2 separate regions of the Homo sapiens genome follow, and region 2 is linked to region 1. A link is an interaction called in ENCODE POLR2A ChIA-PET data of the cell type or tissue named here. Cell type or tissue: HepG2. All regions are shown on one strand. Each heading gives the region's core, and the rest is flanking DNA. Links, peaks and the distances in the headings are about the cores only.

What was found. ChIA-PET counts read pairs that join two places held together with the same protein. Peaks named below come from ENCODE experiments on the same cell type or tissue, not always from the same donor. Only the 100,000 strongest peaks of a DNase experiment are listed, where the experiment ranks them.
Region 2: POLR2A ChIA-PET joins it to region 1 with 7 read pairs; 2 of 35 experiments call an interaction of 5 or more read pairs at or near these places.

What each region holds. Positions count from the first base shown.
Region 1 is chr22:37,733,462-37,744,935 of GRCh38, forward strand. TRIOBP (TRIO and F-actin binding protein) reads left to right here. Exons shown (of 24, transcript NM_001039141.3): 9 at 938-1,981; 10 at 5,181-5,258; 11 at 7,434-7,571. LOC124905115 reads right to left here. Exons shown (of 3, transcript XM_047441691.1): 2 at 7,154-7,298; 3 at 5,147-6,244. The coding sequence ends at 6,084. LOC102724378 (a long non-coding RNA gene) reads right to left here. Exons shown (of 3, transcript NR_160697.1): 3 at 10,849-11,376. Among named protein-coding and RNA genes, the nearest start is that of TRIOBP, 42 kb to the left of the region's middle. RefSeq lists enhancers at 7,184-7,701, 7,702-8,218. In HepG2, for the core only: no CTCF peak of the experiment used is centred there; a DNase peak (open chromatin) is centred at 7,970.
Region 2 is chr22:37,870,421-37,886,481 of GRCh38, forward strand. It overlaps EIF3L (eukaryotic translation initiation factor 3 subunit L), which reads left to right. Exons shown (of 13, transcript NM_016091.4): 9 at 3,950-4,104; 10 at 5,421-5,591; 11 at 7,254-7,751. Among named protein-coding and RNA genes, the nearest start is that of MICALL1, 28 kb to the right of the region's middle. RefSeq lists a silencer at 9,658-9,817. In HepG2, for the core only: no CTCF peak of the experiment used is centred there; no DNase peak of the experiment used is centred there.

The DNA of each region.
Region 1 (11,474 bases), core at 5,904-10,903:
GCCTCTTCCCTCCCGCTAGAAGCCAGGCAGGGGGCTTGGACAGGAAGGTCCTCTATGAAAGGGTCGGAGTCCAATCATGGGGATCCAGCTCTCCCCTCTCCCCAACGGCCAGCAGCTCTTGGCAAAATGCACAAGACCCCACATTAATCCTTTGAAGATAGCCCCTCTCCCACGCTATCCCCTTCCTTTACTAAGCACTGCTGTCTTTTTTTTTTTTTTTTTTTTTTGAGATGGAGTCTTGCACTGTCTCCCAGGCTGGAGTGCAGTGGGACAATATTGGCTCACTGCAACCTCTGCCTCCCAGGTTCAAGTGATTCTTCTACCTCAGCCTCCCAAATAGCTGGGATTACAGGCGTGTGCCACCACACCCAACTAATTTTCGTACTTTTAGTAGAGACAGGGTTTCACCATGTTGGCCAGGCTGGTCACTCCTGACGTCAAGTGATCCGCCCACCTTGGCCTCCCAAGGTGCTGGGATTACAGGCGTGAACCACGGCACCTGGCCAATACTGCTGTCTTGAGCAGATTTCAGGGAAAGCCTTGAAGCAAGAATCTGGCTCTAAGGGCCCTCTCTTTCAGGGTAATTTGTATCTTTAACCAAACCCAGAGGGCTAGGCCCGCCTCAGTGGAATGGGGTATTGGTGGTGGAGGTTCTGGCACCTGATAGCCCAAGTTGGAATCAGTATCTTTGAGAGGGGTGAGAAGCCAAGAACGGGGGCAGGTCTTTGCAGATCTTTTTCTGGAACTGAGGAAAGCGGGTGAAAGGGAGGAGCTGACCCCGGAGGGGTGGGGCAGAGACCCTGTGTACTTTTTGGCCTGCTTTGATTCAGGCTGCTGTGTGGACACAGCCTTGACTCTCTGGGGGCCTAAGAAAGGCAGAGCTGGCAGCCAGGTCCCCAGAGAGAGAGCCTCACCTACCCCCTCACCTCATCCCCAGGTGACCATGCTCCCTGCCAAACAGGCAGAACTGACCCGGCGGAGCCAAGCAGAGCCCCCTCATCCTTGGAGTCCTGAGAAGAGACCTGAGGGAGATCGGCAGCTCCAGGGGTCCCCGCTGCCCCCCAGGACATCAGCCAGGACCCCTGAGAGGGAGCTGCGGACACAGAGACCTCTGGAGAGTGGCCAAGCAGGCCCAAGACAGCCTCTGGGGGTGTGGCAGAGTCAGGAGGAACCGCCAGGGTCCCAGGGCCCTCATAGACACCTAGAAAGGAGCTGGAGCAGCCAGGAGGGAGGCCTGGGCCCTGGGGGCTGGTGGGGATGTGGAGAGCCCAGCCTGGGGGCAGCCAAAGCCCCGGAGGGAGCATGGGGGGGCACTTCCAGGGAGTACAAGGAGAGCTGGGGGCAGCCAGAGGCCTGGGAGGAGAAGCCCACTCATGAGCTCCCCAGAGAACTAGGAAAGAGAAGCCCACTCACGAGCCCCCCTGAGAACTGGGGAGGCCCCGCAGAGTCCTCACAATCCTGGCACTCTGGGACACCCACTGCTGTGGGCTGGGGGGCAGAGGGAGCGTGTCCATACCCGCGTGGCTCTGAGAGGCGACCCGAGCTTGACTGGAGGGATCTGCTTGGCCTTCTCCGGGCACCAGGAGAGGGGGTCTGGGCCCGTGTCCCCAGCCTGGACTGGGAGGGCCTCTTGGAGCTCCTGCAGGCCAGGCTGCCCCGCAAGGACCCAGCTGGACACAGGGATGACCTGGCCAGGGCTTTAGGGCCAGAGCTGGGTCCCCCAGGCACAAACGATGTCCCTGAGCAGGAGTCACACAGCCAGCCAGAAGGCTGGGCCGAGGCCACCCCAGTCAATGGACACAGCCCCGCACTGCAGTCCCAGAGCCCGGTCCAGCTGCCCAGCCCTGCCTGCACCTCCACCCAGTGGCCAAAGATCAAAGTGACAAGAGGACCAGCGACCGCAACTCTGGCAGGCCTGGAGCAGACGGGCCCCCTGGGGAGCAGGAGCACTGCGAAGGGCCCCAGCTTGCCAGAGCTGCAGGTAAGGAGGTTTCCACCCTCCCAAGGGTAGCCAGAAAGTCAGCCCCACTCAGCCAAGTCTCCTTGGAAAAGCCTCCCCTTGGAGTAGCCTAAGCTCCTGCATCCCCCTCCAGGCTCAGACCTCAGCCTCCCTGCTGACCACAACCCATCCCGATCACCAAACTGGCCCAACAATGATGATGAGCAACACAGTTTTAAGCGTTTATGGGCCAAGCCCTGATCTGAATGTTTGACGTGTGCTTTTCCCATTTAGTCTCCTTAGCAACCAGGTGAGAAATACACTATTTACAGATAAGGAAACTGATGCGCAGGGTGAAGCCACTTGCTGGTGGGGCATGGGCAAAACCCAGGTCTGCTCAGTGCAGACCACACTGAGGCCTCAAGCAAGATGCTCTGGCCAGGGCCTATTCCCCTCCTGGCTCCACCATACCTGGTTTATGTTGTGTCTGGTGGCACACACCTGACCCCACCTGGGACTGTAGCCAGTGTGGGCATGCCCCTTCCCCTGGTGGTACTCAGGTACCTGAGTCCAGGACAGCCTCGCTTACCCTCTCTGGCCCCTACAGCTCCTCTCAGACACAGAGAAGAGGGTGCATCAATGCTCACTGGGTTCAGCTAGCTGCCAAGACAGGCTGCTTAAATGAGGGTCGTGTGCAAAGTGGGCCCAGCGCCGGGCACACAGTAGGTGCTCGCCCTTCCCCTGCTTCACTGGTGCTTTGGTGCTGCCTTGAAGCCCAGAACATTCTTCATCTGAAGATGGTGGGCAGGGAGGGTCTTGGAGGCCAGAATCCTGCACCCTGGCAATAGCTCATTGGGAGGACGGCATGTGGTTTTGAACACCAGCCTCTCTCTCTCTCTGTAAGATGGACCAACCACTTCTCTGACGGGCAGCGCTGGGGTGCCGTGGGGGTTCCTGCTTGTTTCTCCAAAGCCTCCTCATCTCCTAGATGCAAAGTCCAACGCCACCTGCCCCAGGATGAGCAGGGCTTCCAGGCATCAGGGTGCACCCCGTGCTGGGCCCAGGGCCTTGCCATATGTGCCTCAAGTGGATAGGAGGCAGCTGCCACTTGACAGATGGGGAAACTGAGGCTCAGACTCCTTAGGCATTTGCTGGGGGTCACACATGCATAGGTCGTGAGAAATGAGATCAAAGCATCCACTCCAAAGTTTGTGCTTTTATTTTTATTTATTTATTTACTTATTGAGACGGAGTTTCGCTCTTGTTGCCCAGACTGGAGTGCAATTGCACAATCTCAGCTCACTGCAACCTCCGCCCCCCAGGTTCAAGCTATTCTCCTGCCTCAGCCTCCCGAGTAGCTGGGATTACAGGCATGTGCCACCATGCCCGGCTAATTTTGTGTTTTTAGTAGAGATGGGGTTTCTCCATGTTGGTCAGGCTGGTCTTGGACTCCTGACTTCAGGTGATGCATCCACCTTGGCCTCCCAAAGTGCCGGGATTACAGGTGCGAGCCACCATGCCCGGCCTAAGTCTGTGCTTTTAGCCACCACGTCACAAAGCTCCTGAGCCCATGGGAGGACTGGAGAACCCTCTCCCCTGTATTTCCCTGTGGCTTTGATGAGTTGACCCTCCAATCAACTCAATGCGTGGACATCAGAGAAGCAGGGATAAGTCAGCTCGTCCTGCCCTCAGATTGCTGTCAGGCTTGTTAGGAAGGCACACAGACAGCTCAAGGAGGACACGGTGCTGTGTCCCGGGGCATGCTGGGTGCCACAGGCCGGCCAGGTCAAGAAGGAAGTTAGAAAGATTCTTCAGTTTCATGGTGAAGCTCAGGGTTCTCAGGAGGCTAGGAGATGGTGGCTGGGAAGGGATGGGAGCACCATGTACTGAAAGGAATTTCACAGATGACAAAACGAGTAACCACCAGGTCCTGCTGGGGCTCCAGCTGCTCCTCTCTATGAAAATCCTTGGCTTGGCACAGCTGGGTGCAGTGGCTCACATCTGTAATCCCAGCACTTTGGGAGGCTGAGGCAGGCAAATCACGAGCTCAGGAGATCGACACCAGCCTGGCTAACACGGTGGAACCCCGTCTCTACTAAAAATACAAAAAATTAGCCGGGCGTGGTGGCGGGTGCCTGTAGTCCCAGCTACTTGGGAGGCTAAGACAGGAGAATGGTGTGAACCCGGGAGGTGGAAGTTGCAGTGAGCCGAGATCACGCCACTGCACTCCAGCCTGGGTGACAGAGCGAGACTCCATCTCAAAAAAAAAAAAAAAAAAAATCCTTGGCATGGCACTCAAGGCCGGCTTCCCTTCCTTCCACTCCGGATTTGCCTCATTGGTGCTGAGCTGGCTGCAGGGCCTGTGAGCACATATCCCTGCCTTTGCACATGCTCTTCCCTGTTCAGCCACCAAACGCCTGTTCATTGTCGAAGTCTTAGGTCAGGCTCCCTGTCCTGAGAAGCCTTCCCTGAACAGTCACTCCTAGTAATGGTCCCCTTCTGGGCTTGGCAGTTTTGCTTCCATTTGTCCATGCAACATCCATCTAATAGGGTTGTCATTTCCCCATAAGCTCCACACAGGCAGGATCTCTACCTGCTTTATCTCTGTAACTCTAGCTCTGGCCCAGGGCCTGACATAAAGGAGGGGACAGCTCAGTGGATGCATGCAAGATGGAGGACACAGGGGTCAGTGGGTGAACAATGAATGAATGGAGGGTGAATGTGTGAATGGATGATGGATCAATGATGCATGTTGAATGAATAATAGACATCTTTTGGATGGATGACAGATGGGTGATGATGGATGGATAGCTGGGTGATGAATATATGGTGGTGGTGGATATATGATGGATGTTGCTTAGGTGATGGATGGATGAACTTTGGGTGGAATATGAATGGATAGATGTGGCATGGGTGGATGAATGTCAGATGATAGATGTTGGAGATATGGGTAGATGGATGATGGATGGAGAGAGGGATATGTAGGTATTGGGTAAATGGATATGTGATGGATCAATGGAGGGTAGATACATGAATGGGTGATAGACAATGGATGATGGGTACATGAGAGGGTGAGTCATGTGATAGACACTGGATGGTTGGATGGATACATGGATCTACTGATGCTGGACGTTAGATGGGTGTTGCATGGACAGATGATAGAATGGATGGATGAGGTGGACAGATGCATGCATCCTGGAGAATAAGTTGGGCTAAGCTGTGTTCTTTTTTTAATCTCCAGTTCCAACCAGAGGAGCCTGAGGAGTCAGAACCAAGCAGAGGCCAAGACCCCCTGACTGACCAGAAGCAGGCAGACTCGGTAGCTGGGTCATGGGTGTGGGTACATACGGTGGGGAAGGGAGGGGGAAGCAGGTTGGAGATGGGCTTCATTCCTCAGAAGAGCCCTAGAATCAACCAGACCAAAGTTGGCATTGCCATGGGGTCATCTATGTGCATGGTGGGGCCTTAAGAAGAGGGGCTCTGCAGGAGCCACCTTCTGGCTTGGGGACCTGGGTAGGTGGGCGATCCTGGGGTCAGAACCCTAGGCCATGCTTCTCATTTGCTGGGACTGAAAAGGTCAATGTCTTTCCCTGCGCAAATGATGGTTTGGCCCCAGTGGTCTCTGTGGGAAGAGATCCTTCCGGTTTGAAAGGGCCAGGCCAGGCTGAAAGAGCAGGGCTTCCACGAGCAGGAGCCAGAGAGCTGAGGATGTACCCAGTCAGCCAGGCCTGGAGGGTCTCCAGGGTCCTGGAGGCGGGAGAGATATGTGCGGGGGTGGGACCCACGGATGCTGCTCTGAGGCCTGGCTGCAGCTGGTGAGCACAACTCTGCCCGCCCCTCCCCGTGACCTACCAAACAGACTGTTCTCGTCACCCTCAGCCTCCAGAGAGGTGAGATCAGAGTTGAGGGCCGTGGGGCAGTGGGAGGTGGGGGAGGAGGAGACAGACTGTTTGGGGCTGTGTTTTCCGGTCCTGCTCTTCCTCCCGTTGCCTCCTGAAGCCAGGGGTGGCAGGGAGCGTCCATTGGGCAGCATAGCGCCCCCCAAGTAGGGCCCTGCCGTGAGTCAAAGCTGGGGGAATTCTGCCCAAACCCTCACTGTGCAGATGAGGAAATGGAGGCAGGGGAGTCGTCCCAGGTTATACAGTCAGTGGCTAGCTGGACTGGGACTAGAACCCAGGGCCCAGGAACCACCCAGCGCTCTCTCTGCACCTCCACCTGGCACCCATGCTGCCCCCGTCCCTGCCCCGATTTCTTGCGTGGCTTCGAACGGCAGTGCTGTAACTTCGAGCAGTCCAGTCTTCCCATCTGTGGAATGGGCGGGGACAGGGGACACTGGTCGCTAAAGGCGCTGCCAGCCCTCCCAGGGACTCTGACAACTTTGCTCTTCCTCTTTCTGGGTTATTTCTTCATATCCTGGAGCCAGAGTAGTGAACGAGGCGGAAACAGCAATGCCGGGGTGCCCCTCTAGTCTCCATGAAACGGGCCCGGCCCATCAACGTGGAAAATATCTCAACCTACCCCCACCCCTAGGCAGCCTTGACTGGTCAGAACTGATAACCACCTCATTCATGCATTCTTTCACACACACTTAGTGAGCACCTTCTGTATACCCAGGTGTGGGTCACAGGTGAGTCGGAGCGCCATCAAAGAGTTCAGTCTAGTGAGATGGTTGCATGCCTGTGGTCAGGACTGTGATGGGGAATGTGGTAGCAGGGTCGGGGGCACCCCTACCCCCAAAGCCCTCCTGGACCTGTGCTTTGATGCTTCAAGTTCCACTTCCAAAGAGTCTGCAGATTCCAGAGCGAGGACCCTGGGCTCTCTCCTACCTTCCCAGTAACCCATGTGTGGCTTTGGACAAGTGCCTCTGCTTCACAGGGGCCTTGGTTTCCCCAACGAGGATGACTCCAAAGAGGGAGCATTTGGGGGCTCTGCTAGGAATGTGTGTAGAAGTCCACAACTCATTCCCTTTGCTTAAGCTGGGGTCACAAACCTAACGCCCTGAAGGCCAGGCAGGTAACAATGGTGAGAAGGTGGGGGGGCACCGAGGGCACTTGTGTGACTCCTCGGTTCCAGATAGCTGTTGCCATGGGGAAGACGGGCCCAGAGTTTCCACATCTTTCGATATTTCAAGAAACACTGGAGATATGTATTTATATGTGAAATCTCTAACCTAATGTGAAATACTCTGAAAACACTATGTGGGCAGAAACATACCTGTGGTCTGCACCCCCTCCAGCTGGCGCCCGTGGTTTGACTTTAGGGTGATGACGTGCACACCTTCAAAGGTGCTGAGCCCTGGGAGCCTTGTCAGTCCAACACGATGTAGTGTGAACAAGTTAACCAGCTCGTCTCGGCAGTTCTGGGAGGAGAGAAAGATGGGAACCCTGGGGCTCCATGGTGGGGGGCACCACAGAATGGGCAGGGGAGGCTGTAGCCAGGGGTGCCCCCATCCTGCCAAAGGGACCTGGGGCCAACACTGGACCCTGTTTGACAGGCAGACAAGAGGCCAGCAGAGGGCAAGGCTGGGAGCCCGCTCAAGGGCCGACTGGTGACCTCATGGCGGATGCCCGGGGACCGGCCCACGCTGTTCAATCCGTTCCTGCTGTCTCTGGGGGTCCTCAGGTGGCGAAGGGTAGGCTGGCTCCAGTGGGGACTGGAGGGGTGAGGGTGGATAGAGACGGGGATGGGAGGGAGGAGGGGGCTGTTAAGCAAAGGAGAGAGAGTGGGGGCTGAGGAGGAGGCACCTAGGGCCGTCGCATGACAGGAGAGGTGGGAGCAGAGCTCTTAAGCTCATCCTGGTCTCAGCAAGCGAGTGGGTTTCCCACTTCCGGGGCAGGCTTGGGGGCTGCTTTCAGCTTTTGGAGTGAGGGGTGATGGAATAATCTACACAGCTGAAAGCTTCCAATCAGCAGCCTCTCGCCAGCCCTGGGCCAACGGGGAGCCAGGTATGGGGGAAGGGAAGGCGAGCTTATAAGTGGCTCTGGGATTGCAAAGTGTGTCTCAGACCTGGGCCTGAGCCAGTTTCACAAACATCTGGCGTTACGTAACCCATCCCCTGCCCAGAGAGGCCTGGAAACACTCAAGCCTCTGGCTGGGTTTTCCACAAGGGCAGGCAGCTGAGACCCGCTCCCTCCCACCCGCTTCACAGCAGGACAGAAGGGGCCTGGCCATCTCCAGCAGCCACAGGCTGGCTCATGGGGTCTCTTCTCTCTTTGAGAGGCTGACTCTCTTACTCACCGCTGTTGGCTCTGAGTCCAGCACTAGGCTGGGCACCTCAGAGACAGTGTGCCCATTTTACAGATGAAGGGACTGAGGCCCAGGGAGGTGAGCTGACTTGCCTGAGGTCGCACAGCTTGGGGTATAAAGGAGCTGATTTTCCTCATTCTCAGATGAGAGAAGGGTTGTAGCCAAACTTACTGAGCCTCGGTTGCCACATCTGTCTATTAGGAAAAAGTCTGTGGAGACTCAGGGCTGCAGAGAGGGCTCAGGGAGATCAGGATGCATGGAGGTTGCGGGGCTGTTGTCGAAACACTAACTTTCCCATCCACTTCAGAATTTCCTTTTTTTAAAAAATTAAGACGGAGTCTCGCTCTATCGCCCAGGCTGGAGTGCAGTGGCACCATCTCTACTCACTGCAACCTCTGCCTCCCGGGTCCAAGTGATTCTCCTGCCTCAGCCTCCAGAGTAGCTGGAATTATAGGCGTGCGCCACTGCACCCGGCTAATTTTTTGTATTTTTAGTACAGACAGGGTTTCACCATGTTGGCCAGGCTGGTCTTGAACTCCCGACCTCAGGTAATCCGCCCACCTTGACCTCCAAAGTGCTAGGATTATTGGTGTGAGCCACCACGCCAGGCGTTTTTTTTTTTTTTTTTTTAAATTAAGATAGAGTCTCGTTCTACCCCCAGACTGGAGTGCAGTGGCACCATCTCGGCTCACTGCAACCTCTGCCTCCCAGGTTCAAGCGATTCTGCCATCTCAGCCTCCCGAGTATGTGGTACTACAGGCGTGTGCCACCACACCTGGCTAATTTTTATATTTTTAGTAGAGATGGGGTTTCACCACGTTGGCCAGGCTGGTTTCCAACTCCTGACTTCAAGTGATCCGCCCGCCCTGGCCTCCCAAAGTGCTGGGATTACAGGCGTGAGTCACCCAGCTGAGCCCAGAATTTCCTTTCGCTGCTCTTTGTGGTTAAGGCACCGAGGGTGAGCAGGCAAGCATGGTTATCTGAGTAGTGTGGTACCTTTAAGCCATGGGCAGGAATTACCTTGTCTAACTAAAGGTCACCAACACACAGCACGTCTGGCAGGAGGGGGCAGGTAAGTCCTTGGTAGAGCGAAGGAGGAGCGAAGCAGGGAAAGCACTCTGGGGTAATGATGCTGGCTAACCAGCACTTATTGTATGCCTACTACATGCCCAGCTCTGTGTTCACTGCATGGCGCCACCTAATTGCATTTGATCCACACTCCCAGGTGCAGTTAGACGCCTACTGTCCATTTTACAGATGATGAAGTGAAGCTCAGAGAGGGAGGGTCACTTGCTCCAGGTCACACAGGGAGCAAGGGGCAGAACTGAGATTCAGACCCTGCTCTGGCTGACCTCAGAGCCCAGTGCTTCCAACACGCCCCCTACACCACTGCCTTCACATCCTGATCTCTCTGAGCCCTCCTGCAGCTCTGGGAGTCCCCACAGATTTTCCCCATTAGAAAGATGCGGCAACCGAGGCTTGGTGAGGTTGGCTACAGTGGTTCTCTCATGTGGGAGTGAGGGAAATGAAGAGCTAGGGATGGAACTGCCAGCAGGGCCTCCCAGTTACACAGAGCAGATTTAAACTTCTCTTGGGCTGAAGCAGTGAAATTAGCCCAAGGCCAAGAGCCAGAAAGCCTGGAGTCGAGTTCTGGCTTGGCACCTAACTTGTGTGCCCTTCTCTGAGCCTTACCTTATTATTCTCAGTAGAGTAACGGTTTGAGACTGGATAACCTCGAAGTTTGGTAGCTCTGGTCTTTGCCAGTTTAATAACTCACCCCTGGGTCCCTGAGGCTGTGCTGTCTCTGACCTGCCAGGATGAGTTGTGGTTTCTTCATTGGTGCATTCATTCATTCGAGCCGTGCTTACGGAGGATGTGCTGTGGGCTTAGGCCCTAGGCTGGTTTCCAAGATGTAGACAAAAAACATTCCAGCCCTGGCCACTGGAGCCCAGTTAGGTAAGGACACTGACATGTAACTGATGAGAACAGTGTGGTCACCACTTTAGTGGGGAAAGGTACAGATGTAGGGAGCACTGGGCCAGCAGTTCCTAAGTCTGCTGGGGACACTTTGGCTTCCTTTGGTCTGAGACTTCAAGGAAGAAATTTTCCAGGCCAACAAGCATTGGGAGGGGGAAGGGGAGAAAGAGAGAGAGAATGTGTGTGTGTGTGTGTGTGTGTGTGTGTGTGTGTGTGTGTGTGCTGGGTGTGTGTGAGTGTGTGCTGGGTGTGTGTGTGTGTGTGTGCTGGGGTACAGAAGACAGGAAGAGAAGTGTTCCAGGCACAGCAGAGAACCATCAGGGGGTAGAAGGACCTGTCTTATCCTGGGAATTCCTAGTAGTCCAGTGCTGTGTATCTTTTTTTTTTTTTTTTTTTCTGAGATGGAGTCTCGCTCTGTTGCCTAGGCTGGAGTGGAATGCAGTGGTGTGATCTTCACTCACCGCAACCTACGCCTCCCAGGTTCCAGCGATTCTCCTGCCTCAGCCTCCCAAGTAGCTGGGATCACAGCCATGTGCCACCACGCCCGGCTAATTTTTTGTATTTTTACCAGAGACGGGGTTTCACCATGTTGGCCAGCCTAGTCTCGAACTCCTGACCTCAGGTGATCCACCCGCCTCGGCCTCCTAAAGTGCTGAGATTACAGGCATAAACCACCGCGCCCAGCCTCCAGTGCTGTGCATCTCTTTATTTACTTATTGTATTTTGCAAAATTGACCAAAGTATGTGTCTCTCCAGCCTGTCAAATGAGAATCTGGAAGGCCAGGATGACAGGCAGGAGCCAGGTTGTGATGGTTCCTGACTGCCTAGAAGAGGAATGTAGCACTGATCTGTCAGCATTGGTGATGTGTGGAAGAACTTTGAGCAGGGAAGTGGTCTGGTCACTGTGTTGCGGGTACTAGGAGGAGTCGCAGGGGCCAGAAAAGCCTGGAGGAGGCTGGTGCTGTTAGGTGCCCAGGGCACTGGACCAGGACCCTGGTGGTAGGTGAGGTCTCCTGCGTGTTCATTCACTCTCCCAAGGACTGACTGCCTGAGTGAGGTGCAAGGGTAGGGTGAGAAAACTCAGCCCGGGGTGCCAGAAGGCCAGTTTCTAGAGTTAGATGGACTTAACCTTGGCCTCATTCCTCATGGTGGAGAGACTCCTGGCAGCAAATGCTGGGAAAGAACTTCAGCTCCCTGGGCCTCCATTTCTTTATCTGCAAAATGGGAACAGTAATTATAAAAGCAATAATTTTTTTTTTTGAGAGGGAGTCTCGCTCCGTCTCCCAAGGTGGAGTGCAGTGGCACAATCTCT
Region 2 (16,061 bases), core at 6,549-11,548, 140 kb after region 1:
ACTGCAAGGAGAGCAGATGAGTCACCATGTCTTAGGTGGTGGTCTGTTGACTCTTTGTAGGTGCTTGAGTACAAACAGTAGCAGAGTATTTGTGCTGGGGGCTCTGGGGCTTGGGAGTCCATTGGCCAACAGACTGAACCAGCACATTGAGATTTGCGTTTGTAAACACTTCTGTGTCTCCAGTGCTTTTGTTTAGATAAGCACTTCTCACACGTGTTGGTGTCAGAGCCACTTTACCCTGTTAAAATATTGAGAACCACAAAATGTATCTATTTTAAAAAATTTTTTTCTTTTTTTTTCAGTGAAGAGTGGCATTTTTGCAGATCTCTCTGTCTGGCTGAGATAGCTGGCTTCTCATTTCTGCTTCTGCATTCAATCTGTTGCAATGTGTTCTTTTGTTTGAAGCACATAAAGAAAATCTGGCCCAGGCACTGTGGCTCACACCTGTAATCCCAGCACTTTGGGAGGCTTAGGCAGAAGGATCGCTTGAGTCCAGGAGTTTGAGACCAGCCTGGGCAATATAGTGAGACTTTGTCTCAAAAAAAATGTTTAAATTGACTGAGCATGGTGGGTGGGGTGCCCCTGTAGTCCCAGCTACTCGGGAGGCTGAGGTGGGAGGATTGCTTGAGCCCAGGAAGCAAAGATTGCAGTGAACTGAGATCACACCACTGTACTCTAGCCTGGGCCACAGAGCGAGAACTTGTCTGAAAAAAAAAAAGAAGGAAAATCTGGCTTCACACGGTTATAGGAAGTTTTTTTGTTGTTTGTTTTTGAGACAGGGTGTCGCTGTGTCACCCAGTCTGGTCTTGGACTCCTGGGCTCAAGCAGTCCTGCCTTGGCCTCCCAAAAGTGCCAGGATTATTGGAGAGGATTTTCTTTGATACTACACCATGTAGTAGTATGTATGGGTTGAATATTCCTGACTTGAAAATTTGAAATCTGAAATGCTCCAAAATCTGACTTTTTGAGCACCAACATGACGCCGTAAGTAGAAAATTCTACACCCAACCTCATATGAGCAGTTGCAGTCAGAACTTCGTCTCATGCACAAAAGTATTTAAAAGATTATAATAAAGTTACTTTCAGGCTGTGTGTATAAGACATATATGAAAAATAAATGAATTTTATGTTTAGATTTGGATCCTATCCTTAAGATACTCATTAGGGCCGGGTGCCATGGCTCACGCCTATTATCCTGGCATTTTGGGAGGCTGAGGCGGGCAGATCACCTGAGGTCAGGAGTTCAAGACCATCCTGGCCAACATGGTGAAACCTCATCTCTACTAAAAATACAAAAAATTAGCCGGGCCTGGTGGTGGGCACCTGTAATCCCATCTACTTGGGAGGCTGAGGCAGGAGAATCATTTGAACCAGGGAGGCAGAGGTTGCAGTGAGCCGAGATCGCACCACTGCACTACAGTCTTAGTGACAGAGCGAGACTCTGTCTCGGGGAAAAAAAAAAAAAAAAAAAAGATATCTCATTAGGCATATGCAGATATTAAAAATTGCAAAATCCAAAACACTTCTGATCACAAGCATTTATAGAAGTATACTCACCCTGTACTTCTTTGAAGTAACCAGTGGTAGTTTCATACAGATTAGGTGCAGTGAGGAATCTGAAACTGTATTGGTGAATTTTTCTTTTGTTAACGTTATTCGTCACTTCTGTAATTTGAATGAGTTCCTTACATCCATGTGTGACTTTTTTTTTTTTCCTGAGACAGAATCTGCTCTGTTGCTCAGGCAGAGTGCAATGTCATGATCTCAGTTCACTGCATCCTCTGCCTCCGGGGTTCAAGCGATTCTCCTGTCTCAGCCTCCAGGGATATAGAAAGGAAGGATTACAGGCACACGCCACCACGCCGGGCTGATTTTTGTATTTTTAGTAGAACAGAGTTTGACCATGTTGGCCAGGCTGCTCTTGAACTCCCGAGCTCAAGTGATCTGCCTGCCTCGGCCTCCCAAAGTGCTGGGGTTACATGCATGAGCCACTGCGCCTGGCCATGTGTGATTTCTAAAAAAATATTGGTTCTCTGAGTTATAAAGATCTTCCAAATGTTGACACATTTTATTACATTTTTTTAAAAAGTCAGATTTGTTACTTTTGCCACTGACATCAGGTAAGCATTTATTTGTAAGCTATAGAGCTTGTAGTGGCAGATACAAGTTTTACAAAATTCCATTTTTGCTTAATAGCTTGAATTTTTATTTATTTTGAGATGGGGTCTCACTCTGTCACCCTGGCTGAAGTGCGGTGGCACAATCATGGCTCACTGCATCCTCTACCTGCTGGGCTCAAGTGATCCTCCTACCTCAGCCTCCCAAGTAGCTAGGAACGCAGGTTTGCACCACCATACCTGGCTGATTTTTTTTTCTTTTTTTTTTGGTAGAAACAAGGTCTCACTTTGTTGCCCAGGCCAATCTTGAACTCATGGGATTTCATGTGTGAGCCACTGTGCCCAACCTTTGAACTGTTTTATAGGTAGCAAACACTGTCAGTTATTTTCTTTGAGGTATGACAGGTTTACTTCATTTTTGTGAAAATGTCTGCCCTTTTTTCCTTCTTTTTTTATTTTTATTTTTTTTGAGACAGAGTCTTGCTCTGTAGCCCAGGCTTGAGTGCAGTGGCACAATCTCTGCTCACTGCAACCTCCGCCTCCCAAGTTCAAGCAATTCTCCTGCCTCAGCCTCCCCAATAGCTGGGACTGCAGGTGTGCACCACCACACCCATCTAATTTTTGTATTTTTAGTAGAGACGGGGCTTCACCATGTTGGGCAGGCTGGGCTCAAACTCCTGACCTCAAGTGATACGTCCGCCTCGGCCTCCCAAAATGCTAGGATTACAGGCATGAGCTGCGCTCAGTTGCGTATCAGTTTTTTTTGTTTTTTTTTTTTTGAGGTGGAGTCTCGCTCTGTTGCCCAGGCTGGAGTGCAGTGGCGCAATCTGGGCTCACTGCAAGCTCCGCCTCCCGGGTTCATGCCATTCTCCTGCCTCAGCCTCCCAAGTAGCTGGGCTACAGGCGCCCACCACCATGCCCGGCTAATTTTTTGTATTTTTAGTAGAGACGGGGTTTCACCTAGCCAGGATGGTCTCGATCTCCTGACCTCGTGATCTGCCCACCTCAGCCTCCCAAAGTGCTGGGATTACAGGCGTGAGCCACCGCTCCCGACCTATGTATCAGTTGTTTTTTTCAAGTAAAAATGAAAAAAGAATTTTCTTTCTTTTTTTTGTCTTTTTTTTAGAACAGGGTCTCTCTGTTACCCAGGCCAAAATGCAGTAGCACTTCCATAGATCTCAGTCTCAAAAAACAAACAAACAAACAAAAAACAACTGATACAACAATCTCTGGTTATTCAGATATGGTACCTGGGCTCAAGCACATCCTCCCATCTCGGCCTCTCAAGTTGCTGGGATTAGAGGTCTAAGCCACCAAGCCTGGCTAAGGACTAGTTCTTTTAGTGCAAATGCATGGCAAGAAGCAATGCAGTGACTACTGGTACAATTTTGTGTCGTTGCCTGATTTATGCTTAAGTTGACAGTAATTTTACCCAACATAGTGTTTGCATCATGCAAAATTCAACTCAGTGGGAAGGGCAAGTAACATCTTAGTGTTGTTATTAGGAAAATAGCTTTGACCTCATGTGCTTTCTGAAAGGAGGAGTCTTCGTGGTTGTATTTTACTGATGAGAGGGGCCTTTGCATGTGTTGGGACCAAAAAAAAAATAAGCAAAATGAACTGCCATCCTGTAAGCAAATATTGGTAAATCGAAGATTAGCATAAGATTGGTTTTGCTGTTTCTTGGTATTCCTTTGAAGTTATTCCCCAGTTGTTGAGGGAAGCTTTCAAGGCTGGCAGTAGGTGAGATGCCTACTGAGTAACATTCAGAGGTCAGGTGTGCCTGCCTTTACCTGCCTCCTATCAGTATTCACGGTGTCTGTCTCTTTCAGGTGACCCTGAGAGTGTGGCTGGGGAGTATGGGCGGCACTCCCTCTACAAAATGCTTGGTTACTTCAGCCTGGTCGGGCTTCTCCGCCTGCACTCCCTGTTAGGAGATTACTACCAGGCCATCAAGGTGCTGGAGAACATCGAACTGAACAAGAAGGTGATGCCTATTGCCTCTGGCCCCTCTTGCCAGAGCCAGAATATCTATTTCTAGAGAACCACTCTGATCTCTTAGGACAAATTTCCAGGAGAGGAAAGAGGACTGTTCCCTCAGGCCATTGAAAGTTGAGACTAAAACTGGGCAAACAGCTGTGGTAAAAAGCTAGACCTGGACGATTTTGGTAGTTAACAACAGTTTTTTATTTTGTTTTCAAAATGGAATGATGATGGCAGCTTGCTCTGTCACCAGGCTGGAGTGCAGTGGTGTGATCTCAGCTCATTGCAACCTCCGTCTCCTGGGTTCAAGCGATTCCCCTGCCTCAGCCTCCTGAGTAGCTGGGACTACAGGCATGCGCCACCATGCCCAGCTAATTTTTTTTTTTTTTTTTTTTTTGTATTTTAGTAGAGTTGGGGTTTCACCGTGTTGGCCAAGATGGTCTCGATCTCCTGACCTCGTGATCCGCCTACCTCGGCCTCCCAAAATGCTGGGATTACAGGCGTGAGCCACCATGCCTGGCCCATGGCAGCTCTTTGCTCTTCACATTTTGCTAAAGGATTGAGAAGGCCAGACGCAGTGGCTCACACCTGTAATCCCAGCAGTTTGGGAGGCTGAGGCAGGTGGATTACTTGAGGTCAGGAGTTCGAGACCAGCCTGGCCAACATGGTGAAACCCTGTCTCTGTTGAAAATACAAAAAAAAAAAAAACTAGCTGGGTATGGTGGTGGGCACTTGTAATCCCAGCTACTCAGGAGGCTGAGGTAGGAGAATCACTTGAACCTGGGAGGCAGAGGTTGCAGTGAGCCGAGATCACACCATTGCACTCCAGCCTGGGCAACAGAACAAGACTCTGTCCCAGAAAAAAAAAAAGAATTAAGTAAAGATGTAATTCTAAGATGGTATGTTCATTGATACATGGTTAGCTGTTGTGTTCTTCCTAACCACAGAAAAATATTACAGATAATTTTTATTTGGTGTTTGGCTCATGTGCATGTATGTGTTTCTGTCTTCCCTGTCCAAAAGGACTTAATTGAAAAAGCAAGGAAAAATAACAAAACTGAGATGTATAGCATTTTAGAGCTGAAGGAGATTTTAGGGATTACCTGATCCAGAACCTTCTTGTTTACAGCTAAAAAAATGGATTCCTCAAAACATACAACTTAATTGATGAATAGGAAGATCCGCTCTCAAACTCTGGGACTCCAGAGCTTCCTCTGGATAGTTGAGGGCCTCTGCAGGGAAAACTCTTGGTGTTTCTACCTCTGGTTCTATCTAGGATGAATTGGGACTCATGAATGTTTGTTCTACCTCCTTCTACAGAGTATGTATTCCCGTGTGCCAGAGTGCCAGGTCACCACATACTATTATGTTGGGTTTGCATATTTGATGATGCGTCGTTACCAGGATGCCATCCGGGTCTTCGCCAACATCCTCCTCTACATCCAGAGGACCAAGAGCATGTTCCAGAGGACCACGTACAAGTATGAGATGGTAAGGGGGACTCTGCCTGCCACCAGTGGCCTTTCTAATCAGGGGGATCCTTGGCACCTATGCCAACCATTCTTGGTAAACACCATCCAAAATATTGCACTTTTAAGCCAGGAGTTCAAGACTGTAGAGCGCTCTGTGATTGTGCCTACTAATAGATCACCCAGCTGGAGTGCAGTGACGCAGTCACAGCTCACGTCAGCCTCAACCTCCTGGGATCAGGCGATCATCCTACCTTAGTCTTCCGAATAGCTGGGCTTAAAGGCGCACACAACAACACCGGCTAATTTTTTTTTTTTTTTTTTTTTTTTTTTGAGACGAAGTCTCTGTCACCCAGGCTGGAGTACAGTGGTGCAATCTCAGCTCACTGCAACCTCCGCTTCCTGGGTTCAAGTGATTCTCCAGCCTTAGCCTCCTGAGTAGCTGGGACTACAGACGCGTGCCACCATGTCCAGCTAATTTTTGTATTTTTAGTAGAGATGGGGTTTCACTATTTGGCCAGGCTGGTCTCGAACTCCTGACCTCAGGCGATCCATCCACCTCAGCCTCCCAAAGTGCTGGGATTACAGGCGTGAGCCACCACGCCCAGCCAAAATGAACTTTTAATGGCTAGCATACTCTTAGGAGTTTCTGTTGTGATGCCTGTTACCTCAGATCATTAACATCTTGATGATAAGGACTTGATGATAATATCTTTTGTTTCAGTTATATCCTCCAGCAGTGCCTACATTTATTTATTCAGCATCAGTATGCTGAGTGTTCACTGGGTTCTAAATGTTTTGATATAAGGTGTGGATATTGGTGGGAAGGAGGATGGGTTCAAGAATTGGGAGGAGCTTCCTAGGCAGAGAATATCATGAGCAAAGTGGTTGAGACTTGAAAGTGTGGTGATGCAGCCGCACAATAAACTGTTCTGGCTGGAGGGCAAGTAGGTAGTAGGAATTGGGTTATTAGATTCTGAGAACCTTCATTAACCCAGGTAAAGTATAGTCCTGTGTCATTTGATGCTGCAGATACATTCTGAGAAATGCATCATTTGGTGATTTTGTTGTGTGAACATCATAGAATGTACTTACACAAACCTAGATGGGATAACCTACTACATACCCGGGCTACATGGTATAGCCTATGGCTCCTTGGCTACAAACGTCTAGAACATATTACTGTACTGAATACCATAGGCAGTTGTAACACAAAGGTATTTGTGTATCTAAGATACAGTAAAAATACAGGATTATAATCTTGCAGGATCACCATCCTATATGTGGCCCATGGCCCGTTGTTGACTGAAACGCTGTTGCACGGCACATTACTATTTAGTCTATATTTCTGTCGTCATCAAGGTTGCATCAAAGGTTTTGGGTAACTCGATCCTAACTGTGTAAAAGGATTGACCTGCTAGTGATGTGTGGGACAAACTGGAGAGACTAAGACAGAGGTGCCAGTAAGGAATCCAGAAGATGGCTAAGGAGGATCTGGAGCTAGGATGGAAGTTAGGTAGATCTAGAGGGAGGATTGGAAGAGATGTTGGGGAAGTTCAATGGCTGGTATGAAACAACTGGGTAAGTCAAAGATCTGTGCAGAGAATGGTGAGGCCAGTTGGCAGTGGGGACCTCAGGAAGTCCGTCTCATTTGACCCAGTACCACTCTCCACCCCATCCCCAGATTAACAAGCAGAATGAGCAGATGCATGCGCTGCTGGCCATTGCCCTCACGATGTACCCCATGCGTATTGATGAGAGCATTCACCTCCAGCTGCGGGAGAAATATGGGGACAAGATGTTGCGCATGCAGAAAGGTGACCCACAAGTCTATGAAGAACTTTTCAGTTACTCCTGCCCCAAGTTCCTGTCGCCTGTAGTGCCCAACTATGATAATGTGCACCCCAACTACCACAAAGAGCCCTTCCTGCAGCAGCTGAAGGTGTTTTCTGATGAAGTACAGCAGCAGGCCCAGCTTTCAACCATCCGCAGCTTCCTGAAGCTCTACACCACCATGCCTGTGGCCAAGCTGGCTGGCTTCCTGGACCTCACAGAGCAGGAGTTCCGGATCCAGCTTCTTGTCTTCAAACACAAGATGAAGAACCTCGTGTGGACCAGCGGTATCTCAGCCCTGGATGGTGAATTTCAGTCAGCCTCAGAGGTTGACTTCTACATTGATAAGGTATGCCTGTCCCCTGGGCTTGGGGTCTTGTATTAAGTGTTCAGTATCTTTCATTCACTATTGTGGGCACATGAAGTATATCGGGGAACAAAAAGATTCCTGGCCTTGTGGTGCTGCCACAAGGTGCCAGGTGTGGTGGCTCATGCCAGTAATACTAGTACTTTAGGGGAGGCTGGGGTGGGAGGATCACTCTAGCCCAGGAGTTCAAGACCAGCCTGGGCAACGTAGTGAGACCTTTTCTCTATTAAAAAAAAAAAAAAAAAAACACAAGAGATAAACAATAGATGGTTTTGTTTTGGTTTTTTTTTTGAGATGGAATTTCGCTCTCGTTGCCCAGGCTAGAATGTGATGGCACGATCTCGGCTCACCGCAACCTCCGCCTCCCAGGTTCAAGCCATTCTCCTGCCTCAGCCTCCTGAGTAGCTGGGATTACCGGCATGTGTTACCATGCCCAGCTAATTTTGTATTTTTCGTAGAAATGGGGTTTCTCCATGTTGGTCAGTCTGGTGTCAAACTCCCAACCTCAGGTGATCAGCCAGCCTTGGCCTCCCAAAGTGCTGGGATTACCAACAATAGATGTTATAATTAAACAATAGATGTTATAATTAAACAAACTATGTAGTAAGAAGTTGCCAAGCACTGCAGAGTAAAGGAAGGCAGAGGTGGTGGGAAGCACAGGTTGCAATGTTAAATACGGTGTTCAGACAGGCTTTGTTGAGAAAGTGAAGTTTAAGCTAAGCTAAGACTTGAAGGAGGTGAGGGAGTAGTGTTTTGGTTTTTTTTTTTTTTTTTTTGACAGTCTTGGTCTGTCGCCCAGGCTAGAGTGCAGTGGTGCAATCTCGGCTCCCTGCAACCTCCGCCTCCCAGGTTCAAGCAATTCTCCTGCCTCAGCATCCTGAGTAGCTGGAATTATAAGAGGCCGCCACCACACCTGGCTAATTTTTGTATTTTTAGTAGAGACAGGGTTTTGCCATGTTGGCCAGGCTAGTCTCAAACTCCTGACCTGAAGCGATCCATCTGGTGGAGAGTTCTTAATAGCTCACCAAAGGCTGGACACGGTGGCTCATGCCTGTAATCCCAGCACTTTGGGAGGCCGAGATGGACAGATCATGGGGTCAAGAGATCAAGACCATCCTAGCCAACATGGTGAAACCCCATCTCTACTAAAAATAAATTAGCTGGGCATGGTGGCGCATACCTGTAGTCCCAGCTACCCGGGAGGCTGAGGCAGGAGAATCACTTGAACCCAGGAGGCGGAGGTTGCAGTGAGCTGAGATCGCTGCACTGCACTGTAGCCTGGCAACAGAGCGACACTCCGTCTCAAAAAAAAAAAAAATAGCTCACCAGATATCTGGAGGAAGAGCCTTCCAGGCAGAGGAACAGTTAGAGCAAAGGCCCCGAAGAGGAGTGAGGCCAATAAGTTTAAGGGACAGTTGTAGTATGCCCGAGTAGCCTGAGAAAGGAGGCTGTGAAGATGAGATTGGAGAAAGGGGGATGGTGCTTTGTATACTGTTGGAGTACTTTACAAGTGGGAAGCCATTGTCCTGCTGCCTTCTTTATTTTTTTATTTTTAGTTAGCAATAATCACACCTCACATAACCCTCATTGGCCATACTGCCACTGCACAAAGCTTTTTTTTTTTTTTTGAGATGGAGTGTCATTCTGTCGTCCAGGCTGGAGTGCAGTGGCACGATCTTGGCTCACTGCAACCTCTGCCTCCCGGGTTCATGCGATTCTCTTGCCTCAGCCTCCTGAGTAGCTGGGATTACAGGCTCACACCACCACACCCAGCTAATATTTTGTGTATTTTTAGTAGAGACAGGGTTTCACTATGTTGACCAGACTGGTCTCCAACTCCTGACCTTGTGATCCGCCCGCCTCGGCCTCCCAGAGTGCTAGGATTACAGGCGTGAGCCATCGCGCCCGGTATTATTTTATTTTTATTTTATTTTATTTTATTTTGAGATGTCTCGCTCTGTCGCCTAGGCTGGAGTGCAGTGGCGCGATCTCAGCTCACTGTAAGCTTCACCTCCCAGGTTCACGCCATTCTCCTGCCTCAGCCTCCCGAGTAGCTGGGACTACAGACACCCGCCACCACACCTGGCTAATTTTTTGTATTTTTTAGTAGAGACGGGGTTTCACTGTGTTAGCCAGGATGGTCTCAATCTCCTGACCTCGTGATCCACCCACCTCGGCCTACCAAAGTGCTGAGATTACAGGCGTGAGCCACTGCATCCGGCTCTCTTTTTTGAGACAAGGTCTCACTCTGGTTGCCCAGGCTGGAGTGCAGTGGTGTGATCTCAGCTCACTGCAGCCTCAACTTCCTGGGTTCAGGTGATTGTCCTACCTCATCCTCCCAAGTAGCTGAGATTACAGGCGCACGTCACCACGACTGGCTAATTTTTGGTATTTTTAGTAGAGATGGGGTTTGGCCATGTTGCCCAGCCTGGTCTCGAACTCTGATATGTGCCACTGTTCCCAGCCGATTTTAAGTTTTTACTTTATAGAAACAGGGTCTCACTTTGTTGCCCAGGCTAGTTTCAAGTGATCCTCCTACCTTGGCCTCCCAAAATGCTGGGATTACTGGTGTGAGCCACTGCGCCTGTCCTGTCCTGATGTCTAACATCTTGGATTAGTGCTGCCTGTTTGTGAACTTTATATAATGGAATTACACAGTATGTACTCTTTAAGTCTGGCTTCTTTTGCTCAACGTTATAATTGAGTGAGTCACCGTCCATTGTGTGTAGCAGTGATTCCTTCATGTTTATTGTTCTGTGATAGTCCAGCATCTGCTGTTGTTATTGTACTGCAGTTTATCCATTCTCCCATTGATTAACGTTTGGATGGTTTGTATATTACAAAAAATACAAGTAAGGTTTTTACAGAGTGGCTAGTAATACATTTATATATGCCTATGTATGCCTCAAGTTCTTTCCAGAAGGATACACAAGCAACATAGCAGTAGCTTCCTCTCAGGAGGGGAGGTGGGTTGAAGAACAGTGTTAGTTTTCACTGGCACTTTTAAGTTCAAGCTGGACATTTTAATGTCTGATGAGATTTTCATTTTTATTTATTTATTTAGAGACAGAGTCTCATTGTATCACTCAGGCTGTAGTGCAGTGATGTGATCTTGGCTCACTGCCACCTCCGCCTCCTGGGTTCAAGCAATCCTTCTGTCTCAGCCTCCTGATTAGCTGGGACTACAGGCGCTGATGAGCTGATGAGGTTTTTAAAAGAATTGTTTTCTTTTTTTTTAGACTGAGTCTTGCTCTTGTTGCACAGGCTGGAGTGCAATGGCACAATCTTGGCTCACCGGAACCTCTGCCTCCCGGGTTCAGGCGATTTTCCTGCCTCAGCCTCCCGAGTAGCTGGGATGTACAGGGATGCGCCACCATGCCCAGCTAATTTTGTATTTTTAGTAGAGACAGGGTTTCTCCGTCTTGGTCAGGCTGGTCTCGAACTCCCGCCCTCAGGTGATCTGCCCGCCTCGGCCTCCCAAAGTGCTGGGGTTACAGACATGAGCCACCACACACGGCCGTCAGCCCAGGTTTTCTAAGATCAGCAAATGTCCATAGGGCAGAGGGGGTCTTCTGTGCTTTTCTTAGAATGGTTTCTTTTTTCCCAAAATGTTCTGTTACTATCTTGTCAGCTCTTTGATGCTGTAAGTTTTTTTCTAATATCCTGCATTTTTAATTGTTTTTGAAAGCATTTTGGGCCAGGTACAGTGGCTTATAGCTATAATCCCAATACTCTGGAAGGACGAGGCAGGAGAATTGCTTGAGCCCAGGAGTTCAAGACCAACCTGGGCAACAAACCAAGACCCTGTCTCTACTTTTTAAAAAGAGAAAAAGCATGCTGGGCATGATGGCTCACGCCTGTAATCCCAGCACTTTGGGAGGCCAAGGCGGGTGGATCACCTGAGGTCAGGAGATCAAGACCATCCTGGCCAGTATGGTGAAACCCTGTCTCTACTAAAAATATAAAAATTAGCCAGGCATGGTGGCACATGCCTGTAATCCCAGTAACTTGGGAGGCTGAGACAGGAGACTCACTTGAGCCCAAGAGACAGAGGTTGCAGTGAGCTGAGATCAAGCCACCGCATTCCAGCCTTTGTGACAGAGATGAGACTGCATCTTGAAAAAAAGAGAAAAAGCATTTTGGTCTAAATGTATTGTTGGAAATAGCACTTTTTGAGCAGTTCTTAAAAATACATAATTTTAGGCTGAGTGCAGTGGCTCATACCTGTAATCCTATCACTTTGGGAGGCCAAGGTGGGTAGATCATCAGAGGTCAGGAGTTCAAGACCTGCCTGTGCAACATGGTGAAACCCCGTCTCTACTAAAAATATTTAAAAAATTAGCCGGGCATGGTGGTGCGTTCCTGTAATCCCAGCTACTCGGGAGGCTGAGGCACGAGAATCACCTGAACCTGGGAAGCAGAAGCTGCAGTGAGCCGAGATTGTGCCACTGCACTCCAGCCTGGGCAACAGAGTGAGAGACTGTCTCAAAAAAAGAAAAAAACATAATTTTTATACATAATTTGCATGATAAGCCGGGCGCGTTGGTTCACGCAAGTAATCCCAGCACTTTGGGAGGCCGAGCTAGGCGGAACACGAGGTCAGGAGATCAAGACCGTCCTGGCCAATATGGTGAACCCCATCTCTACTAAAAATACAAAAATTAGCTGGGCGTGGTGGCGGGTGCCTGTAGTCCCAGCTACTTGGGAGGCTGAGGCAGGAGACTTGCTTGAACCTAGGAGGCGGAGGTTGCAGTAAGCCAAGATTGCACCACTGCACTCCAGCCTGGGCAACAGAGCGAGACTCCACTTCAAAAAAATAAAAAAAGGCTGGGCATGGTGGCTCACGCCTGTAATCCCAACACTTTGAGAGGCGAAGGTGGGCGGATCACTTGAGGTCAGGAGATCAAGACCAGCCTGACCAACATGAAGAAACCCCATCTCTACTAAAAATACAAAATTAGCCAGACGTGGCAGCGCATGCCTGTAATCTCAGCTACTCCGGAGGCTGAGGCAGGAGAATTGCTTGAACCCGGGAGGTGGAGGTTGCAGTGAGCCAAGATCGTGCCATTGCACTCCAGCCTGGGCAACAAGAGTGAAACTCCGTCTCAAAAAAAAAAAAAAAAAAAAAACTTGCATGATCCCAGCACTTTGGGAGGCTGAGGCAGGCAGATCACGAGGTCAGGAGATCAAGACCATCCTGGCTAACACGGTGAAACCCTGTCTCTACTAAAAATACAAAAAATTAACCGGGCATGGTGGTGGGCGCCTGTGGTCCCAGCTACTCGGGAGGCTGAGGCAGGAGAATGGTGTGAACCCGGGAGGCGGAGCTTGCAGTAAGCAGAGCTCGCGCCACTGCACTCCAGCCTGGGCGACAGAGCGAGACTCCATCTCAAAAAAAAAAATTGCAGGATATAAACTTCACCATTTTAAAATGTGCAATTTGGCCAGGTGTGATGCTTTACACCTATAATCCCAGCACTTTGGGAGGCCAAGGCTGGCAGATCACTTGAGACCAGGAGTTCAAGACCAGCCTGGCCAACATGGTGAAACCCCATCTGTACTAAAAATACACAAATTAGCTGAGTGTGGGGGCGCATGCCTGTAATACCAGCTACTTGGGAGGCTGAGGCACAAGAATCGCTTTAGCCTAGGAGGTGGAGGTTGCAGTGAGCCAAGATCATGCCACTGCACTCCAGCCTGAGTGACAGAGTGAGACCCTGTCTCCATAAATAAATAGAATGAATGAATGAATGAATGAAGAATTCAGTGGTTATTAGTATGTTCACAGTGTTTTGCAACCATCTCCACTGTCTAATTCCAAAACATTTCTGTCCCCCCAAAAAGAAACTCCCTACCCACTAGCAGTCACTCGCAGTTCCCCAGTTCCCCCTTTCTGCCATCCCCTAGCAAACCCCTAATCTGCTTTGGTCTCTCTGCATTTGACATTTCAGATAAATGGAATCATGTAATATATGGACTTTTGTGTTTGGGTCCTTTCACTGAGCATGTCTTCAAGTTTCATCCATATTATAGCATGTGTCAGTACATTCCTTTTATAGCTGAATAATATCCCATGTATTAATGTACTGCATTTTGTTTATCCATTTGTTGTTGCACATTTGGGGTTTTTGGTTTTTGGGGGTTTTTTGTTCCTTTTTTCACTTTTTGGCTTATGAATAGTGCTGCTGTGAATATTCATCTAGAAGTTATTGTGTGAACATATGTTTTTAATTTTCAGATATATATCTAGTTGTGGAATTTCTAGGTCAGTTTGGGTAGTTTGTTTTTGAAAGTTCATTTTGCTTTAAAATAAATACTCTCATTTCATTTTTATGGCTTCTGGAAGACTTGGTTTTTGCCATAAGTTAGCTAGCCCGATACAAACAGATTTGCCAAAAGTAATAACACGTCAGTAGTGGAAGTTTTCCAGTGTTTTAAATCATGCTTTTATAAATCAAAGAAAACTGAGCCAGGCTTCGTAGCGTGTACTTGTAGTCCCAGCTATGGGAGAGAGTCCCTTATAGCCCCTGCCTTAGGACGCTGAGGCAGGAGGATGGCTTGAGCCCAGGCGTTTGAGGCTGCAGTGACCTAAGATCTTACCACTGCAGTGCAGCCTGGGTAACAAAGTGAGACCCTGCCTCTAAAAATAAATAAATATATAAATAAATAAAAATAAAGAAAACTTTCTCCCTTGCCAGGATCATGTCAAGCCTTTTTTTTTTTTTTTTTTTTTTTTTTTTTTAAGATAGCATCTTAATCCTCCAGTTGTCCAGGCTGGAGTGCAGTGGCAAAATCACAGCTCACTGCAGCCTCAACTCCCGGGGGCTCAGGTGATCCTCCTATCTCAGCTTCTCAAGTAGCTGGGACTACAGGACTGCACCACCACATCTTGCTAATTTTTGTATTTTTTGTAGAGATGGGGTTTTACCATGTTGCCCAGCCTGGTCTCAAATACAAACTCTTGGGCTCGGGTAGTCTGCCCACCTCTGCCTCCCAAAGTGCTGGGATTGCAGGTGTGAGCCACCATGCCTGGCCTAGTTTTTTCTCAATACCTGACATATATACGTTCTTTGGCAATTATAGTAGCCTCCTGCATTCCTCTGTCACCTCTTAATTACCAGCCTAGCTATTCTCAACTAATCTGGGTAGTTTAACAAAACATTTCTCCTAAGAATTGGCTATTTGATTATTATTTAATTGCATGTTTTACTGTTATTCCTCTGTTGCTGGTTCAGGTTTGTCTTTGGCAAAGTGCTTCTTTTTTTTTTCCTTTTTGACTCTTCATTCTTAACTTGAAAGAAATCCTATCAGAGATTTAGAACGTTCTTAGATCTTAACCTAGGGGATATAGAAAATTTTAAAGTAAAATGGTGTTCAAAATATTTTCAGCTAAAAACAAAACTTAAAGATTGGACTAATTTGCAATTTTATCAACAGTGTAGGAGCATAAACTTTTTTTTTTTTTTTTTTTTGAGATGGAGTCTCACTTTGTCACCCAAGCTGGAGTGCAGTGACGCAGTCTCGGCTCACTGCAACCTCTCCCTCCTGGGATTACAGGTGCCCGCCACTACGCCCAGCTAATTTTTAGTAGAGATGGGGTTTCACCATGTTGGTCAGGCTGGTCTTGAATTCCCAACCTCCCAAAGTGCTGGGATTACAGGCGTGAGTCACCATGCCCAGCCAGCATAAACATCTTTATTCCCAAAATAAAAAAGACGAGGCTGGGCACGGTGGCTCACGCCTGTAATCCCAACACTTTGGGAGGCCAAGACGGGCGAATCATGAGGTCAGGAGATCGAGACCATCCTGGCTAACATGGTGAAACCCCGTCTCTACTAAAAACATACAAAAAAAATTAGCCAGGCATGGTGGCGGGTGCCTGTAGTCCCAGCTACTCGGGAGGCTGAGGCAGGAGAATGGTGTGAACTCGGGAGGTGGAGCTTGCAGTGAGCCGAGATCGCACCACTGCACTCCAGCCTGAGTGACAGAGCAAGACTCCATCTCAAAAAAAAAAAAAAGACTAGAAAATAAAAGACAAAAAAAAAGTCTAGAAAATAAAAGTACAAATGAATTGATAAAAAAAATATATATAAACTAGGCCGGGCACATTGGCTCATGCCTGTAATCCCAGCACTTTGGGAAGCTGAGGCGAGTGGATCACCTGAGGTCAGGAGTTTGAGACCAGCCTGATTAACATGGTAAAACCTCATCTCTACTAAAAATACAAAAATTAGCCAGGCAAGATGGCGGGAGCCTGTAATCCCAGCTACTTGGGAAGCTGAGGCAAGAGAA